Linked DNA regions of Homo sapiens: regions 2 and 3 are each linked to region 1. A link is a contact called in ENCODE Hi-C data. All regions are on one chromosome and are shown on one strand. The core of a region is the stretch at or near the end of the contact, and the rest is flanking DNA. Distances in the headings are between cores, read along the strand shown.

What was found. Hi-C counts contacts between places; a loop is a spot of excess contacts on that map. Pooled maps may share reads with other maps.
Region 2: a loop to region 1 is called in a map of CD8-positive, alpha-beta T cell, with 15 times the contacts of the local background. The contact joins the promoter of USP44 here to the promoter of CRADD in region 1. A Hi-C loop is called at or near these places in 3 of 168 maps with a recorded cell type or tissue (B cell, CD8-positive, alpha-beta T cell and naive thymus-derived CD4-positive, alpha-beta T cell) and 5 of 50 pooled maps.
Region 3: a loop to region 1 is called in a map of B cell, with 13 times the contacts of the local background. The contact joins the enhancer-like site here to the promoter of CRADD in region 1. A Hi-C loop is called at or near these places in 2 of 168 maps with a recorded cell type or tissue (B cell and naive thymus-derived CD4-positive, alpha-beta T cell) and 7 of 50 pooled maps.

What each region holds. Positions count from the first base shown.
Region 1 is chr12:93,676,117-93,678,647 of GRCh38, reverse strand. It overlaps CRADD (CARD and death domain containing adaptor protein), which reads right to left and starts at 1,273. Exons shown (of 3, transcript NM_003805.5): 1 at 1,176-1,273. RefSeq lists enhancers at 402-1,216, 1,189-1,428, 1,217-2,032.
Region 2 is chr12:95,550,208-95,552,738 of GRCh38, reverse strand. It overlaps USP44 (ubiquitin specific peptidase 44), which reads left to right and starts at 1,263. Exons shown (of 6, transcript NM_032147.5): 1 at 1,263-1,467.
Region 3 is chr12:92,592,687-92,595,217 of GRCh38, reverse strand. All of the region lies in intron 1 of LOC105369905 (a long non-coding RNA gene), which reads right to left. Among named protein-coding and RNA genes, the nearest start is that of PLEKHG7, 110 kb to the left of the region's middle. RefSeq lists enhancers at 1,420-1,519, 759-1,958. Within about 2 kb of position 1,262, at least 14 of the 41 ENCODE cell types and tissues checked have a DNase peak (open chromatin) inside an H3K27ac peak, as active enhancers do; they include B cell, where a contact is called at or near this core.

The DNA.
Region 1 (2,531 bases), core at 24-2,523:
GTCATGGTATTTAATTCACTGATTAAGCCAAGCCAGGTTAATTTTGAATGTTTCCTAACATAATGAACAACAATGAAGATGAATCATCTTTTCTGTTTCTGCTTTTCACACAATGGGGTCCCAGCTCAATTCCTCGTTCAATAAAGAAATTTGGAAAAAGAAAAAAAAAAAGTGGGTCAGAGACCCTTCTGAACAAGCAATTTTTATCTGAAGATTACAGAGCAGCACTAATTTTAACACGCTGGAGAAGAAATGGTGGTTTTATTTTCACATTGCCCTCATCAGACCTGCACCACCACCACCAAGGCAGAAACTGCCAAGGTGGACGCAGGTCCCCTTTTTTTGATCACAAGTATTTGCAAAACCTGATCAGTAATAGGAGTGCAGGACAGAAATCAGCAGGTTCAGAATTTAAGGCTCTTTTCGCTAAAAGTCCTCTACACGATCACCTTTAAGAAAATTGTTGTTTGTGCCCAGTCTACAATAAACTTTACACAATATACAGTCACAGACTCCATTCCTTCCCACTAAGAATTCCGAATCTCCAGCACAACACTGTCGTGGCCGCACATGCATGGGACATTTTATGGGATTTTTTTCTTTCAAAAAAAGCACACACCCCAGCACTGGTCAGTAGCCAGGCACGATTTGAAGGTGCAGTTCCACCACCCCTGCACCAGTGTGCTGTGGCTTGGTTGTGTGTAAGGCAGTGAAGGTTAAGTGACCGGGAAGGCAGGCAGGGATGACAGATGGGGCTTCAGACACACCCGGGCAGTACGACCACGGCTAGGCGACACCCGATCCCACACTCCCCCTCGCAACCCTGTAAAGTTCAGGAGGTGACAGGTGAGGAGGGGAGGTGTTCACGTTTGGCCGTGAGCGCCCATTGGGAACTATTTAAAAAGGCTCTGCTTCGGCCGCTGAAACCCTTGTATCAAACAGGAAGACTACGGGCGGTTTCTGCGGCAACTTGACCCGCTAAAGAGGGAGTGCTGGGAATGAACTAAAGAGCGGACCAAGGGGAGAGCGGGCCTCCGGCACTGCCGCAGCCACCCAGCCTTGGCCCGGATCGGAAATGCGGAGCAAGTTAGCGGGGCGGGGAAGCCCCCGCAGGGCCCAGGTCGCAGACGCTACAATGCAGGACTTTCAAAGAAAGATGGATTCCTGTTACTTACGTCTGCAACCACGTATCTTTGGGGCGGGGGAGAAAAACTGCAACCGGAATCCTGACTGTTAGGGAACCTGCCCCATAAGCACCATCTTTGTTAATGGCGAAAACCCTAAACAGGAAGTGTTGACACCATCTTTGTTGAGGGCAAGTACAGGAAGTGCTGTCGCCATTTTTATTGAGCGTTCAAGGGTCGGATCGAAGCTCTTCCCGCCATGCTTACTGTGGGTAAACAATTCAATAGCGGGGAGATGGACAACCGTAGTGTCACTTAAAGGGTATCTAAGTAATGGAGTAATTGAATCATTGCATTTTAACACAGTAACTCCATCAGGGCCTCGCACACAATTGACCTAACAGAGAGGCAGGTCAAAAGCCACCCTAGTAGAGAAGCCTTCTCTGACCTATCTGATTAAAACGGCAAGACAGCTGCGCTCATTTCCTGCACTCCCCATTAACCAGCTTTATTTTTTACGCATCACCATCTTATTAAAACTTTTCACTTATTCATTTGTTTATCCTTCTGCTTCCCTCCATTAAAATGCAAGGTCATTTATTTATATCAAGGGTTCCTGCCCGCAAAGAGTTTACAAATCTGTCAGTCAGGATTTCATTGCAGCACTCAGCTAGTTACTCCTAGTCAGAAAGGGATTCGTTAGGGGGAATTGGGGACATTCGAAATCATTGGAAAGGCTGGAGAAGGGCTGAGCTGAACATCCATGGATGACTACCTAGATAAGATTGCTGATTGTGGCTGCTGCCCACAATCAGGAAGATGGCGTCAGGAAGTTGCCATGCCTGGTCCCCAACCTCCTCTCAACACCGACAGAACAATTAACAGGACACTGGAACAGTGCTGCAAAAAACGGTGGTCTCCACGGCTGCATTTGCCAGCAGCAAGAAAACAGCACCTGCAAATCTTGCTTTGCTGCGTGCCATTGGTGAGACCAATCTGACATGCAGAATATTAGCAGCAAGGATGTCTAGAGCATGTAGTTGGTAGCTTTCCAGCTTGTGAAACACAAAAAGGTATAGTAAATGAGGGAAGGCCTGACACTTAAAGCCAATCTACTGCATCCACCACATTTTCAATGTGGAAAGCAAGAAAAAATGCATGACCCAAATACAGAGAAACACAGCAATGCCAAATTGGGTGTCCTTCCTCACATTCCTTTGTGAAGCGAGGCAGGCGATCAATAAATACATTCATTGATTCATTTTTAAATCAATTGGATGATACATACAGAAAGTCATATGCTTACTAAAAATCAGTTGACAGTACAGGGGGAAAAAACTCCTAAAATATTATTTCTGCAAAGGTTTTCACAGCCAAACCCTTTGGTGGAAAATGAAAATATCTTTG
Region 2 (2,531 bases), core at 14-2,513, 1.9 Mb before region 1:
GATGTTTATGTTTAAAAAGGGGGAGAAATGGACTCACTTCACAATTTTGCTTCCATTTATACCTAAACCCTGGGGCTCAGGGTTTCAGTTTCCAGTAGGCCTATGTTGGAAATTCACCTGCAAGGTACAAGTTTCCCTGACAGACCACCAAATAAACAATGGTCTTTTAAAAACAAATCAACTTTGGTACCATCTACTCAGCTGGCATTTACCTTCCTTACCTGCTACCAACCTCATTCTTAGAATTAAAGAAAAAAGGCGAATTCTAAAGCCCCTTCTACTCACTTTCCTCCACTAAGGCCATAGCTTACATCTGCTGCTCTTTTTTCCATACTCCTTTTTTCTCAACTCCTTTCTTTCATATTTGCCAGAAATTTAAGGTCGTTTGGGTTCCTCTCATTTAAAAAGTTCAACTGAAGTGTGTTGCTACACCTTAATCAAAAGTTTATGGCTGAGTTATTTAGCGTTTCTTTACCCACTTCCTCTGCTCAATCCTTCATCTCCTCATAACCATTGAAATGAATGCTATGAATATCTCAATGCTTAGCATGGTGCCAGGCATTTAGGTGTTGAAAAAAATGTTAAGCGAATATTAGTTATTAGGTAAGAGCATTGTCTGTAAAACTCTGAAAAGTCTTAAAAGTGATTCCTAAAATTTCACAAGCTCATAAATTCTTTAGTCTGCAATTATGATTCCTGAAATATTCTTCGATTCATGAAAGACTGGACTAGGAAATTCTAAAAATCGACATAAAGCATAAAAAGCCACTCTGAGGTTTATGAAATTTACAATGTTTTGTCTTCTTTTAATTCATTCGTACTTTTCTCTCAGGATACAAAGGGCAAAACTGTTTGTGTAGTAACTCAGAATTGAGTAGTTACACATCCATTAGGTTTCAGAATCGTTAAAATTTTATCTGGTTTAGGAAACTGCTTACCTTGGAAGGGCAAATTGCCATTTCTCTCCATCTGGGGATCAGGGAAGCAAGGGAAGCCCCCCTAAACATCACTTCCACGCTCCTATATTATGCTAAGGAACTTCTGGTTGATTCATTAGGCATTTCAGCAGTGTTTTTGGCCGGTACTAGGAACTGTGGAGAGGTATAGAAAGGGAGCAAGTGCACAGTCCCGGCCCCCAAAGAGGTTACGATGCAAATAGAAGCAGGCTCAGAACTCGGAACAAAAGCAGTGACTGCATAATAATGCACTGCTGGGGGTGGGGGATGGGGATCTGCACGCCCGGTTTGTGACTTCAGGAAAGCAGTTTCCAGGAGGTGAGAGTTTAAGCCAAACCTGAAAGAGGTTGATTTGTAATGATTTGCAGGGGGGCACTGGAGGCAGCCGCCAGGACTTTTCACTTAGGAGATCAGCATTTGCCCTGATGGAAACTGGGCGATCCTGCAGGGACTGACCTCTGAGTTATCCAAAGGCCGACCTGGGGAAAGACTGATTTTGAGGTTTTAATAGGTAAGTTTGGGGACATCATTGATGAAGGTGGGCAGGGAAGGAGGCTTTTTTCTTTTCTTTTTTTTAATGTTACAGTAAAAAGCTTAGATTCGATGAGACGGGTTAAAAAACAAATAGGAAAATTTAAGGAGAAGAATGACTATGATTGCTATGTAAAAATAAAATTGCAATAGAGAGGTTCTGGAGCTCAGGAAATGAGCTAGAGCATGCTATAATTTAGGCCTAGATAGTGAAGATCATGAATAAAATGGTAGCTGAGGAAATTTCAAAGTTGAATAAGTAGTAATAAGTATGAAGAAAAAGCTAAACTACAAACATCTGCTCTTTAATTACTAACACTAGTAATGAGAATTTGTCTCCAGCCTCTTCCCTTCCCACTCCGCACCTCTTCCTAGCTTACATCATTGTATTAAGGCATTTTATTGAAGACACTATTCAGCACTCTCCACCTATGCCTTACACAGCTTGCCTTTGCTTTTCTTCCCATTTCACTTTTTCTCTTCATTTATTCACATCATTTTAGTCCTTAAAAGACCCCGCCCAATTACTAGATCAGAGGGAGGCAACTAAGACTCTTCCTATCTCCCAAACGACCTTCCAGAATGGTTTTATGGCATTATAATAGGAAAGCAAGAGTTTTGATTTTTCTATTATTAATATTTTGCTTTCAAGGAATTACAGGAAAAACCATATTGCATGCCAGAAATACTTAAATTTTAAATATTTCATCTTAAGAGATGCCCTCATGTAATGCTTTTAATGCATTTGAGAAATTCAGGTGGTGGGCAAAAGTACAACATAGAGGTTAGATGTTTTGAGTGGGAGAAGTGCACTGGGGTCATTATTGAATCAGAATTATTATGCACTTAAATATATAGAAAAAAGAACAAAATGAGTATTAAACTATGCAAATTCATCCCTTTAATCTTTATTTGCATGACTACATTTTATGCAGTTGTAACCTTAATGTACATATTTGGTATTTTTTTCAAACATGAATTGATTAGACATTGTTGCTATTTTGTATCTATTTTGTTAACATAAGAACTTCCTGTGTTATATCA
Region 3 (2,531 bases), core at 13-2,512, 1.1 Mb after region 1:
ATAAATTAAAAAAAAAAGTGGCTGGGCGTGGTGGCTCACGCCTGTAATCCCAGCATTTTGGGAGGCCGAGGCAGGCAGATCACGAGGTCAGGAGATAGAGACCATCCTGGCCAATATGGTGAAACCCTGTCTCTACTAAAAATACAAAAACTTAGCTAGGCATGGTGGTGTCCACCTGTAGTCCCAGCTACTCAGGAGGCTGAGGAGGAGAATTGCTTGAACCCGGGAGGCGGAGGTTGCAGTGAGCCGAGATTGTGCCACTGCACTCCAGCCTGAGCAAAAAGAGTGAAACTCCATCTCAAAAAAACAAAAACAAAACAAAACAGGAACAACAACAAACAAACAAAAAAACAAAAGAAAAAAAAATTATCCACACACGCAAAAAGAGTTTGGGTTCTGGAGCTGGACTACCTGGGTCTCAATCCCTGTCCTGCCTGTTACTGGCTGTGTGGTCCTCATTGAATCAGTTAACCCCACTGTACCTCAGTTTCCTCATCTGTAAAGTAGGTTAGTATGAGTAAACAGCTCAGAGTTTTGTTCTGAAGATTAAATGAATACATTCTAGTGCAGCTGCTAGAATAGACTGGTATACAGTAAGCATTTAATAAATGTTACCTATTATTATCCTTTATAGATTAAAGGCATCCTGTAAACTCTAGTTGAACATCTAACTTCTAATTGCTTAAGTGGATTCCAGCAGCTGTCTTATATGCTCAGGAAGCTTTAAAACATCACAATTCACTGGTAGCCTCTTCTGGGCAGGTATTATTGCTATTGAAGGTCAGAATTAGTGGGAGGTCTATTTTCTGCAACTTTATTCATGCAGCATGCATTCTTGGATGTTACTAACGTGGCACACCCTGGGCCAGGTGAACTAGGGGTTGGGGGAAGAGTAGGGTGAGGATGCAAAGATGAACATGGTATCAGTTCTTCAAGGGCTTGGGGGTGTGAGGTGGAGTAGGGTAGGGATGCAAAGAAGCGTAAAATAGCTTTTGCCTTCAAAGAGTTCACTGTCCTGAGAGAGGGATGATCAGTAAACAAATAGTGACAAAGCAGGGAGACATGTACAAAGTGCTAAGGGAGCACAGAAGAGGAAGTGACTGAGACAGACTGAGGAGACCAAGAAAGGCTTCGCACAGGAAATGACATATAAACTGGGTCACACAGGATGAGTAACTGTCTGGTAGAAGAGAGGGGGTGAGTTTCTAGGCAGGGGCACTACATGCGCAAAGGCACAGAGGCATGACACATGAAAGCCACAATATTTGGCAGGGTGAGCAGTTCAGAAGGATGTTTACAAAATGCCCTGGTTCAAGGACGTGTCATTGCCCAAGCTCCTTACTGTAGCTGGTGGAGCCTGGCAGGGGGCGGTCCCTGCCCACCGTCCCGAGCCCATCTCTTACTTCCCAACCCTGGCCACACTTGTTCCTTTTTGTGCCTGGATCACCACAGCAGAGTTCTACTTCAGGGCTGCTGCACATTCTGCTTCTTATTTGTAGAATATTCTTCCCAACCTATTTTCATGGCCAATCCCTTCTCTATCCTCAGGTCTTACCTCCTCAGGAAGATCATCCATGGCCACTTTCCCTGATGCAAGTCCCCTGTTATTCCCCATCACAGCATCTATCACTAGGAATGTATTGTGACCTGTAATTATTTTACCTCTCACCATGTTTTTTACCTGCTTCTCTGGAAGGTAGCATGAGACATCAGGGTCAGGACACCAACTGTCTTGTTCCTGGTGTATCTCTAGTATCCTAGTCAGTTCCTGACACAGCACTCAATCGAAGTTGTTGAATGAAGAAATAAAAGTATCAGTGAATGAATGAATGAATGAGAAATTTGGAAAGAGATTGGTTTGAATATCTTCCGTTGGTTTCTCCAGGTCCACTACCCTTCTCTATTCAATTCTGTGTCATGGAAAGCTGCTTGTGTGGGCCACCTCAATATCTTCCCTCTGTGTTGGATTCAGTAAATAGGGCGCAGGTAAGGGTGAGAGGAGAGGGGTCAGGGTGGCCTTGAGCTGGCTGCATTCCTTCCCTGAAGGTCTCAGCAAGGGCCCTCTCCACACAGCCTCTCTCTTTCCTCCTTTCCACCACTTTAGGCCTGCGGTCGGGGGGCAGGCACCTCCTCCCATCTTTCCACATTACTATCCCTCGTAGTTTCTCTAGAGTCCACCTACATCTTTGTAGTCCTTCTATTAATCTCTCTTCAAACTACCTATGCCAGTCTGTTTCTTACCAGGGCTGGGGCCAGGTTAGAAAGTACCTTATGTGCCTGTAAGTAGCTCACACCATATTCATTTGACAACAGAGAACTGTTAAAGGTAGATCCTTCTGCAGGTGCTATGGACTGAATATTCACATGTTGAAATCCTAACCCCCAATGTGATGATATTGGGAGGTAGGGCCTCTGAGAGGTATTTAGGTCATAAGAGTGGAGCCCCTATGAATGGAATTGGTGTTCTTATAAAAGGGACCCCAGAAAGCTAGCTAGCTCTTTTTCCACCTGCTGAGGACACAGCAAGAAGA